Linked DNA regions of Homo sapiens: regions 1 and 2 are each linked to region 3. The links are chromatin contacts, found by Hi-C or POLR2A ChIA-PET in ENCODE. All regions are on one chromosome and are shown on one strand. Each heading gives the region's core, a stretch centred on a gene start or an enhancer-like site at or near the end of the contact. The rest is flanking DNA. Distances are from core to core; before and after follow the strand shown. Region 1 holds the start of RCC1L (RCC1 like). Region 2 overlaps RCC1L (RCC1 like). Region 3 holds the start of GTF2I (general transcription factor IIi).

The links. Hi-C counts contacts between places; a loop is a spot of excess contacts on that map. ChIA-PET counts read pairs that join two places held with the same protein, here RNA polymerase II (POLR2A). Pooled maps may share reads with other maps.
Region 1: a map with no recorded cell type shows a loop between it and region 3 (4-fold over the local background). The contact joins the promoter of RCC1L here to the promoter of GTF2I in region 3. A Hi-C loop is called at or near these places in 1 of 37 single-sample maps with no recorded cell type and 1 of 50 pooled maps. POLR2A ChIA-PET finds 5 or more read pairs at or near these places in 1 of 52 experiments (BJ).
Region 2: a loop to region 3 is called in a pooled map, with 4 times the contacts of the local background. The contact joins the enhancer-like site here to the promoter of GTF2I in region 3. A Hi-C loop is called at or near these places in 2 of 50 pooled maps. POLR2A ChIA-PET finds 5 or more read pairs at or near these places in 3 of 52 experiments (WTC11, activated T-cell and naive thymus-derived CD8-positive, alpha-beta T cell).

Annotation. Positions count from the first base shown.
Region 1 is chr7:75,072,163-75,076,078 of GRCh38, forward strand. It overlaps RCC1L (RCC1 like), which reads right to left and starts at 1,640. Exons shown (of 11, transcript NM_030798.5): 1 at 1,252-1,640. The coding sequence starts at 1,575. RefSeq lists a silencer at 1,326-1,545.
Region 2 is chr7:75,044,166-75,047,828 of GRCh38, forward strand. The region is part of intron 10 of RCC1L (RCC1 like); the gene reads right to left. Among named protein-coding and RNA genes, the nearest start is that of RCC1L, 28 kb to the right of the region's middle. RefSeq lists an enhancer at 1,734-2,233. Within about 2 kb of position 2,391, at least 8 of the 41 ENCODE cell types and tissues checked have a DNase peak (open chromatin) inside an H3K27ac peak, as active enhancers do.
Region 3 is chr7:74,656,109-74,659,798 of GRCh38, forward strand. It overlaps GTF2I (general transcription factor IIi), which reads left to right and starts at 1,610. Exons shown (of 35, transcript NM_032999.4): 1 at 1,610-1,960. RefSeq lists silencers at 1,160-1,319, 1,690-1,869, 1,890-2,179, 2,250-2,769 and enhancers at 1,400-1,519, 1,540-1,589, 3,540-3,690.

The DNA of each region.
Region 1 (3,916 bases), core at 390-2,889, 420 kb after region 3:
TATATATATATATATATATATATATATATGGAGAGAGAGAGAGACAGAGAGATGAGTTCTCACTGTGTTACCCAGGCTGGTCTCAAACTCTTGAACTCAAATGATCCTCCTGCCTTGGCCTCCCAAAGTGCTGAAATTACAGGCATGAGCTACCGCACCTGGCCTATATTGTATGCTTTTTGTTGTTGTTGTTTAGTTTTTGTTATTGCTTTTGTTATTATATTTTCTATTTCTTATTGCTGTTAGCAGTAGTATAAGGCAGATGAGAAAGTGTGGCTTCTAAAGGTTGAGTAACTTGACTGCATGCTTTTCACTGACACTACACCGTTACGTACTCAGGCTATTACCATGAAAAGGAAAACTCAGTACTACAGCTACTGTGAATTTAACACAGTGACAACCCCAAGGTCTTTGTTGGGTGTTTTAACTACACTCTCATCAATCCTCCCTTCACTGACCCGATGAGAAAACCGGGGCTTCCAGTGAGGTTGGATATAGACCAAAGATGGTTTGATTTTAAAATCAATCCTCTTTCAGCCAGGCACAGTGGCTCACGCCTGTAATCCCAGCACTTTGGGAGGCCAAGGCGGGCGGATCGCTTGAGTTCAGTTCAAGACCAGTCTAGCAAACATGGCGAAACCCCATCTCTACTAAAAATACAAAAATTTGCCGGGCTAGGTGGCAGGACGATCTCTTGAGCCCAGGAGGTCGAGGCTGCAGTGAGCTATGATGACACCACTGCACTCCAGCCTGAGCGACAGAGCGAGACCCTGTCTCTAAAAAATAAATTAAAACAAAAAAATCCCCTTTCTGAGTTGTTCATTGAAACACCTCAGCTGGTATACATTTTCAATGGACTTTTGAATTTTGCTTTCCTAACATCAGAACTCCTGCAGTCACGCTGGCCTGAGTGAGAATTCCACCGCATATAAACAGCTAGCAGCGGTGGGGCCTCGGGCCTCAACCTCTCTGGGCCTCCCCTTCCTTCCCTGTAATTGGGAATAACTGTCGACTCACTGGGTGCTAAGCGAATGACACGACCCGGCACAACATCTGGCACTGCCACCCAATAAATGTTGATGGCCACCCCTAACGCCTTCCCCTCCTGGGCTTGCAGCCAGCTCGAGGGTCGTCCTGCCGGAAGTCTGTCCACCCAGAGGAGCCAACTTCTTGAAGAGAGCCGAACAGGTCGAGGGAGGCCGGGAGCGCGGAAGAGAGAGAAGGAGAGAAGGAGGAAGCCGCGGCCTGCACCTTTTGGTCCAGCTCCAGGCGATAGGGCACGGGCTGGATCCTGCGGCGCGGTCGGGCGCCGGCGCGGGGCCCGGGCCCGGAGCTGGGCACCACAAAGGAAGGCACGCCCAGCGCCCCCGAGAAGCTGAAGCCCCACACGAAGACGCGATCGGCGCGGGCAGCGCGCTCGCCCACGTACTGGACCACGGGCACCTCCGCCTCGGCTTCTGCCGCTTCGCGCCGGCTCCGGGAGCGCCCGGCCGCCGTCCAGTGCCCTCGCCCCAGCCCCGGCCCGCTCAGCCGCCGCCCCAGCCGAGCCCCAGCCACCAACGCCACCAGCGCCATCCTCCGTTCCGCGCCTCAGCAGCCTCTGGGCGCCGCCATCTTGCGTGACCCTTAACACCAGTCCTCGCCGGAAGAGGCTACGGCCACTTTTACTCCTGGTTGAAGGCAAAGGCGCTGACGGCAGCCCAAGGCTCAGGGAGGCGTGGCGTGGCGATGGTGAGGGGCGGGGTTAGGGGCGGGATTAGGATTCTTGTCCCTTAGCGAAACTGCGTGTCCTGTTTTGCTCCCTTGCTATTGCCCCGCGACATTTCTTACCTGGCCTTGCTGCAGCCGTCTCCGCTCCGGTCTGCTCCCACGCCGCCCCAGGCCGTCCTCCAGCGACAGCGAGCTGGAGTGGACGATTCCCTGCTGCCTTCGCATCCCCTGCCCAGGTCCCCTCAAACCTATCGACAGGCTCACTGCAACCTCCCCCTCCTGGGTTCAAGTGACTCTCGTGTCTCAGCCTCCCGAGTAGCTGGGACCACAGGCGTACGCCACCACGCCCGGCTAATTTTTGTATTTTTAGTAGAGACAGGGTTTCACGATGTTGGCCAGGTTGGTTTTGAACTCCTGACCTCCAGTGATCCACCCACCTCGGCCTCCCAAAGTGCTGGGATTACAGGCATAAGCCACCGCCCCCAGCCTGTGCAGGCCTGTTTTATGGAAGATGACTGGGGAAAACCCACTAATAAAATGTGGTGACCACAAGACTGCTCATGGAAAGCCTCTTACTACAGGGAGTAAAATTCATGAAGGCACTGAAACCACCAGTCTCCCGGGCTATGAAATGTATTCTCTGCGGCGGACCCAGTCTTCCAGCACTTTGGAAGACAAAGGTGGGAGAATCACTTGAGAGTTCGAGACCAGCCTGGGCAAATAGTGGGACCCTTTCTCTACAAAAAAATTTAAAAATTAGCTCGGCGTGATGGTGTGCACCTGTGGTGCCAGCTACTTAGGAGACTGAGGCAGGTGGATGGCTTAAGCCCAGGAGTTCGAGGCTGCAGTGAGCCATGATTGCACCACTGCACTCCAGCCAGGACAGCAGAGTGAGACCCTGTCTCTGAAAAAAAAAAAAATTAAATTAAATGTAAATATAAAAGTAAAAATAAATGTGTCTATGGACCCGCCTGGTAGTAAGTTCCCTGCCACCATTTGGGATAGATAAACTTAGCCATTCACATCGGTCCCCTTACCCTGTCTCGACCCAGCCAGTATTCAATCAGAACACACACTGTTTGCCACATGGAATTGTAGATGCTAGTGCCACCTTCAAAGATGTAAAAGATTCAGAGGGGTGGTGATTCCTATCCAATGGGTAGCTCCCCATTGAGTTCACCTGTTTGGCTCCTAAAAAAACTGATGGATTGGCCAGGCATAGTGGCTCACACCTGTAATCCCAGCATTTTGGGAGGGCAAGGCAGGCACATCACGAGGTCAAGAGATGGAGACCATCCTGGCCAACATAGTAAAACCCCATTTCTACTGAAAATACAAAAATTAGCTGGGCGTGGTGGAACGCACTGTAGTCTCAGCTACTTGGGAGGCTGAGGCAGGAGAATAGCTTGAACCCGGGAGGCGGAGGTTGCAGTGAGCCGAGATCGCACCACTGCACTCCAGCCTGGCGACAGAGCGAGGCTCCGTCTCAAAAAATAAAAAAAGATGGACTGTGGTAGGGGACAGGGGACCACCATACATTTAGGCAAGTGCATGGTCCAACTCATAGCTGCTGTGTCAAGCGTGCCGTCTGTTTTTTTGTTCGTTTGTTTGTTTTTTGAGACAGAGTCTCAGTCTATCACCCAGGCTTGAGTACGGTGACATGATCTCGACTCACTGCAACCTCCGCCTCCTGGGTTCAAGCAATTCTCCTGCCTCAGCCTCCCAAGTAGTTGGGATTACAGGCGTGCACAACCACACCCGGTTAATTTTTTGTATTTTTAGTAGAGACGGAATTTCACCATGGTGGCCATGACTGGTCCCCAACTCCTGACCTCAGGTGATCTGCCCGCCTCCACCTCCCAAAGTGCTGAGATTACAGGCCTGAGCCACCGCGCCCAGCCATGGCATCTGTTTTACCAGAAGAGATCAACACACCCTCTGAAACATGATACAGGACACTGATCTGGTGAGTGGGTTCTTTTCAATCCCTAACAGAAAAGAGGACCAAAAACAGTTTGCCTCTGCGTGAAGGAAAGCATTACTCATGAACTCTCCCACTGTCTCACTCCCGACACCACCCACATTAAGTATCTGTTACAAGACCTTGTCTCCAGCCGGGCGCGGTGGCTCATGCCTGTAATCCCAGCACTTTGGAAGGCTGAGGTGGGCGGATCACGAGGTCAGAAGTTTGAGACCAGTCTGGCCA
Region 2 (3,663 bases), core at 1,141-3,640, 390 kb after region 3:
GGTGTGCCCAGGGCCATAGCCAATCCAGCTATCCAGGAAAGGGGCACTCTGCTTTCTCTTTCTTGTTTATTATGACTAGGCAGTGCATTCACATAGCTGCAAGATAAAAGGACATTCAGTGAAAAAGAAGAAAAAGCTATTAAATGATTTTTATGCCGGGCGCAGTGGCTCACACCTGTAATCCCAGCACTTTGGGAGGCTGAGGTGGACTCCACTTGAGGTCAGGAGTTCAAGACCAGCCTGGCCAACATGGTGAAACCCTGTCTCTACTAAAAATACAAAAATTATCTGGGTGTGGTGGCGCACGCCTATAACCCCAGCTACTCGGGAGGCTGAGGCAGGAGAATCGCTTGAACCTGGGAGGTGGAGGTTGCAGTGAGCTGAGATCGCACCACTGCACTCCAGCCTGGGCGACAGAGCAAGACTCTGTCTCGAAAAAAAAAAAAAAAAAAAAAAAAGTCTTTCATTACCACACCTATCACCAGCTGCCCCAGTCCCCATCTGCCTCTGAACTGAAAACTACTTTTAACTGATTTCTTATTAACTTTCCAGAGGTTTGTTTTGTTTTTGTTTTAAGAGACAGGGTCTAGGCCAGGCGCAGTGGCTCACGCCTGTAATCCCAGCACTTTGGGAGGCCGCGGTGGGCAGGAGTTTGAGACCAGCCTGGCCAACATGGTGAAACCCCGTCTCTACTAAAAATGCAAAAATTAGCTGGGCATGGTGGCAGGCGCCTGTAATCCCAGCTACTCAGGAGGCTAAAGTAGGAGAATTGCTTGAACTCAGGAGACAGAGGTTGCAGTGAGCCGAGATCACGCCATTGCACTCCAGCCTGAGCAACAGAGCAAGACTCTGGCTCAGAAACAAAAAAGAGGCAGAGTCTCACTTTGTTGCCCAGGCTGGAGTCTAGTGGTGCAATCACTGCAGGCTTAACCTCCTGGGCTCAAGTGATTTTCCCGCCTTAGCCTCCCAAGTAGCTGGGACTACAGGCACGTGCCACCATGCCTGGCTAATTTTGTTTGTTTGTTTGTAGAGACAGAGGTCTCACTATGTTGCCGAGGCTGGATTATAGAGACACAATCATAGCTCGCACTACAATGTCGAACTCCTGGGCTCAAGCTATCCTCCCACCTCACCCTCCCAAGTAGCTAGGACTACTGGCATGCACCACTATGCTCAGCTTATTTTTGTATTTTTTGTAGAGACAGGGTCTTGCCATGTTGCCCAGGCTGGTCTCGAACTCCTGGGCTCAAGTGATTCTCCTGCTTCAGCCTCCCGAAGTGCTGGGATTCCAGGTGTGATCCCCAGGCCTGGCCTTCCAGAGGTTCTTTATGCAAAGAAGCAGATATGCATCTCTCTTTTTTTTTTTTTTGAGACGGAGTCTCGCTCTGTCACCAGGCTAGAGTGCAGTGGCGCAATCTCAGTTCACTGCAACCTCCGACTCCCTGGTTCAAGCGATTCTCCTGCCTCAGCCTCCCAAGTAGCTGGGATTACAGGCATGCAGTACCATGCCCAGCTAATTTTTGTATTTTTCGTAGAGATGGGGTTTCACCATGTTGGCTAGGATGGTCTTGATCTTCTGACCTCGTGAGCCACCTGCCTTGGCCTCCCAAAGCGCTGGGATTACAGGCGTGAGCCGCTGCACCTGGCCTTCTCTTCCTTTCTTAAGTGCCAACTGCAAAGAAAGTGACCCTGCCTGGCTTGGCCGGAAGACCCCTGCCAGGATGCTGGCACTTGATCTACTGACCAGATCCGAATTCGACCACCCTCCCCTGGTGGCAGCATGCAGCCAGGTGGTGTGACAGCTGGAAAGGGGATCTGTCACAGTCTGTGGAGTTTACCGAGCTTAAGAGGGAAACCGCCTAATCCAGATGGCCTGGCCCTAAAAGCCGAGAGGCGGCAGGCGCCGACCCCGGAGCTTTGCACCTACGCCAGGAGACAAGACCATTAGGGACTCCTGGCCACAGCAGATGGATGCTAGAAACCAAGTCATGCTGTCATCCCCCAGCCCTGTCCCTAAACAAATGAATGTCTTTAGCAGAACCTATTACAGGAATCACTAAACAAACAAGAACGGGGCCCAGTGAATCGCAAAGGCACGTCGATGCAGAAAGCCTGAGAGGCTGGCCGGAGAAGAAAACAGGCTGCCTCTGCAGGGACTGGGCCCCGACCGCCTCTTAGCAACCTCCCCAGCCATTAGGGAGCACTTTATTTACCTTTCCCGGGACAGTGCGCTTCCTCACGGCTGCACTTAAGCCCCCAGGTCCTTGCTCCCCGAGGGCTCTGGCCATTCAAGCCCAAAGCAAAGGAAGCCACGATGGTCTCTGCTGCGGGTGGCCTGGGCAGCAAGGGCCCGGCTCCTGGGAGCCAGCCCTAGGGACCAGCGGGAGGCTCCCCAAGGTTCCAGCTCCCCCTGGCGGACAATCTCACACGGTCTCTGAACTGAGTCCAAGAGGAGACTGCCCTCAGCCATGTTTTATTTTTGTCCTAGGCAAGGTTAAATGGCGTTTTTCTTCTAAGCCAATTTACACTCACAACTCCGCTGCTGAGGGAAACAGTTCCAAAAACCAGAACCATATTTAGCCTTGGTGACTCTCTTAAAAGTCTCAGCAGAATCCATTTAGGAACATCCCTATCCACAATTACAAGTTGCTAAAACGAACGCCCACCAGGTGAAAGACGGGGGTGCGGGAAGAAGGAACCCTGGGCGGTGAGTCCTTCGTGGGGACAAGAGAGCCAGAGAAAGGGAGACTACTCCGGCGCCCAGCTCTGCAGTTCAATGGCACCAGCTTTTCTATTTTTTTTTTTTCAATGAGACGGAGTCTCGCTCTGTCACCCAGGCTGGAGTGCAGTGGCACGATCTCGGCTCACTGCAACCTCCGCCTCCCAAGTTCAAGCAATTCTCCTGCCTCAGCCCCCCAAGTAGCTGGGATTACAGGCATGCGCCACCACACCTGGCTAATATTTGTATTTTTAGTGGAGACAGGGTTTCACCATGTTGGCCAAGCTGGTCCCAAACTCCTGACCTCGTGATCCGCCCGCCTCGGCACCCCCAAAGTGCTGGGATTACAGGCGTGAGCCACTGCGCCCGGCCGCTTTTGTATTTTTAAATTTTTGTTTAGAGACAAGGTCTTGTTCTGTTGCCCCCGGCTGGAGCGCAGTGGTGTGATCATAGCTCACTGCAGCTTCCAACTCCTGGGCTCAAGTGATCCTCCTGCCTCAGCCTCCCAGGGAGCTGGGATTACAGGCACACGCCACTGCACCTGGGTCATTTGTTTTTTGTAGAGATGGAGTCTCACTATGTTGCCCAGGCTGGTCTTGAACTCCTGGCCTCAAGCAATCCTTTCGCGTCAGCCTCTCAAAGCGCTGGGATTATAGGCGTTGAGTTACCATGCCTGGCCTGTGCCCGGCTTTTAACTTGTACTCCTCTCCTGCATTGTGAGAACCACCTAGGTGGGTACATACACAGATGAATAAATAAAATTATATATATATATTTTTTGGAGACAGAGTATCACTCTGTCGCCCAGGCTGGAGTGCAGTGGCGCAATCTCGGCTCACTGCAACCTCCGCCTCCTAGGTTCAAGTGATTCTCCTGCTCAGACTTCTGAGTAGCTGGGATTACAGGCGTGCACCCCCACGCCTGGCTAATTTTTGTATTTTTAG
Region 3 (3,690 bases), core at 360-2,859:
ACTCTCTCAACAAAAGATACTCACTGAAGTCCACAGCAGCTGAAATCTGCATCTCGTAGGCTGGCTGCTCTTACTAGAGTGAGTTATAGGCTTCTCAAGAGTTAAATTTGTTCCTAAATATATGCCAGTGGCACGTGGTATTGGGAATAGAGAATTTAATTAAATATTACTAAATGTCAATGAAATACAAGTGCAAAAAGAAAGTTGCTCTTGTGCAAACTTAATGAATGACTTTCGAGACAATCGACAAAGGAGAGTCACAATCTTATTAGGCAAGGACCGAAGGGATCCTAGACATTGTCCGGGAAATCGCAAAAATTCAGGCTTCTGTAATCAGATTGCTTCTCCGGTGAGCTTTACGCTCTCCATGTATTTTTCAAAAAAAATCCAACATGAAAATTCTAGAGGAGGCTTTATTGGGTGCGGTCTGTGCAAGAGAGACGATGGGGAATGCCAATCGGAGAACCCAGATTGAAAGGAAAGGTTTTTGGAACCCACATCAAAAGACTGGCTGCTCGGAAAGTTTTCTCGCTAGCGACAAAGGCTTGGAGGCTGGAAAAAGCGTCGTGGTCGCCACCTACCGAGAAGCGGCGGGTGGGGGGAGGATGGCCGTCGTGGCCCGAATCCCCAGTGGGTGGTACTGGGTGGGGGGGCGGGCGGGAATCAAAAAACCACTCAATCTCGTGCTTTACATAAACATCTAAAAATCGTCGGCCTCGGGGTTGTAAAGTTTTGGAGTTTAACTTAGGTGAACAGTAATGTCTCTCCATTTTCAAAACCCACCGGCTAATTCAAGTTGAGAAGCAAAAAATAGTGGTAGGGGGAGGAGTTTGAGTTAAATCGCATCGCGGTTGACAGAACAAAACAGGAGCTACGAGTCAGGATTTCTGCTCCCACTCCCTTGCAAGTTTCCTTCCAAATCCTGAGGGAGAGATAGAGGCGGAGGGTCTGGGGGAGGAATTAAAACACAAGGTCTCCTCCCCTCTCGCCTGTCCGAACTTGGGGGCAACGGTCTCTTTGGAGGCCAGCTTGGAAAACACTAGAGAGGAGTTCTTTGTGTCCTGGAGGGTGGTGCAAGGCGGAAGGACTCCCCTTTTGCAGAGCAAGGAGGGCGACGGCCCAGCCCGGGGCTCCCCGGCTTTTGCAGCTTCCCTGCCTCGCAATTTGCAAGGAATGTGGGGTGCAAGAGCAAGTGGCGGACTTGGACGGCGGCTGGCGCTCGGTGGGGACGACGCCGGAGCCACCACCCGTCCAGATTTCCGTTTCTGCACCCCGGCTCCCCTCCCCCACCCGGGCGGCCGCGCAGGCCCCAGGTGCAGCCATGTTCTCGCTCCCACCACCCTCGCCTCCATTGACAGCCCTTGCTGGAGAGGGCCGGGCGCCGCGCTTGCCTCGTCCTCGGGTTCGGGGCTAGCCGGCGCGGTGCTTCCTGGGAGTTGTAGTCCACGACCGCCGCCGCCGCGTTGACGGGGAACGCATCCGAAACTACAACTCCCGCTGGGCGGCGCTGCGGATGCGCAGGCGCAACGCGCCTTCGAGGAACAAAAAAAAAAAAAAAAAAAAAAAAAAAGAAAAAAAAGAAAAAAAAAAGGAGGAGGAGGAGGAGGGTGAGAGAGAAGCTGGGAGAGCAGAGAAAAGGGGCCACCGGTCGCCCCCCCGCTTCCCCGCACGCGCTCTCCAGCCGCGGCCGCCCGCCTGCCGCGGTCACCCCGGCCTCTGCCTCTGTCCCCCAGTGATCGGATCAAGGCGCTGAGCGAGGCCCTGCCTGCGGGGCGGCCATGCGGCGGTGACAGGAGCGCGACCGACACGCACGGGCCCCTCGCCCCCTCTCGCCTCCCGTCCGCTCGCCAGCTCCCCTCAGCCGAGGCTGCTCCGCGGCGGCCGCAGCCCGCGCGCGGCCCACACTCGCCTCCCCTCGGCACCCCCGGCCCCGGAGCTGCCTGGAGGCGGCCGCACTCGGGTGAGTCCCTCTCGCCTCATCCCCGCGCCCCCCGCCCCCGCCTCGGGGGCCATTGCGAGCGGGGGCCTTTATTAGAGACTTTGCCCCGCCGGGGCCTGCAGGGACAGGGGCCTGGGAGCCGCGGCCCGCCGCGCGCGGTGTGGGGCCTTGGGGGGCGCCCGTGCCGCCTCCCCCTACCCCCACCCCCACCGCCTCGCCGGGTCTCGAGCCCCGCCGGCCTTGGCAGTGGCCGAAACGAGGCGATGGGGGTGGGGCGGCACGGACGCGGTCGCGGGGGACGACAGTGGCACGCGCGCGCCTCAGTGCGCGTGGGGGAGGGGCGCGCGCGCCGACCGGCGTGCGGTGGGGGGGCGCCTCGCGCGTGCGATCCCGCGCGCGAGCGAGCGAGCGGCCCTGCGGGCTGCGCATGCCCCGCCGCGCTGATTGGCCGGCTAGGCGGTGCGGGGGCGCGCGCGGTGCCAGGCCCGAGCCGTCGTGGGGTCGCGCTCGCCTGGTGTATCTGGGGCTCCTGCGCCGGGGCAGCAGACGCGCGGGATTGGCCAACCGGCGCGGGGGCGGGGCCGCGCGTTGCCTGGTAACTGCGGCGGGCGGGGGAGCGGGAGCGCTGTCCCCCGCCCCGCCCCGCTCCCAGGTGGAGTCCGCAGTGGGCTTTGTCCCGGGCCGGCCCGGCGCGCCTGCCCCGCGGGGCCTGTTCTTTGGGGGAAATAAACACAATGACCGGAAGGAAAACTTCAGCTTTAGGCCATGAAAATTAAGCCGTCTGGGTTCAGCCAGCACCCAGACGACGGGAGTGCAGAGGAAGAAGGAAAATGAAATGGAAAAAGCTGTCTCCTTCCCGCTCCCCGACTTCTCCACTTTTTCTTAATCCAGCTTTTGCTTTTTCGTGTAGCGAATTTTGTCCTCCCTAGGTTATGGATTTGCGCTGATTTGCGGCTGGGGATGTTCACAGGTGGGGTGCTGTTGGAGTAGTGTCCACTCTTGGCGATGCGCAGCTCTTGCTGACTACTGACCTCCTTTTTTTAAAAAAAATTATTTGTGGAGATGCGTTCTCACTTTGTTGCCCAGGCTGGTCTTGAACTCCTAGGCTCAAGCGATCCTCCCACCTTGGCCCCCCATAGTGCTGGGATTACAGGTGTGAGCCATCGCTTTCGGCTTAATTTTCTTTTTTTTTTTTAGAAACAGGGTCTCTCTGTGTTGCCCTGGCTGAAGCGCAGAGTGGCACAATCATAGCACATTGCAGCCTCCAACACCTGGGCTCCAGCGATCCTCCTGCCTCAGCCTCCTCAGTGGCTGGGACTACAGGCGCATGCCATCATGCCCTGCTAATTTTTTTTTTTTTGAGATGGAGTCTCACTCTGTGGCCCAGGCTGAAGTGCACTGGTGTGATCTCGGCTCACTGCAACCTCTGCCTCCCGGGTTCAAGCCGTTCTCCTGCCTCAGCCTCCTGAGTAGCTGGGATTACAGGCGTGCCCACCACGCCCGGCTAATTTTTGTATTTTTAGTAGAGATGGCGTTTCACCATGTTGGCCAGGCTGGTCTCCAACTCTTGAATCAAGCTGAAAGCAATCGGCCCGCCTCGGCCTGCCACCAAAGTGCTGGGATTACAGGCGTGAGCCACCGCCCTGGGTCACGCCTGGCTAATTTAAAATTTTTTTTTAGAGATGGGGTCTTCTTGTGTTGCCTAGGCTGGTCGGGAACTCCTGGACTCTGGTGATCCTCCCGTTTAGGCC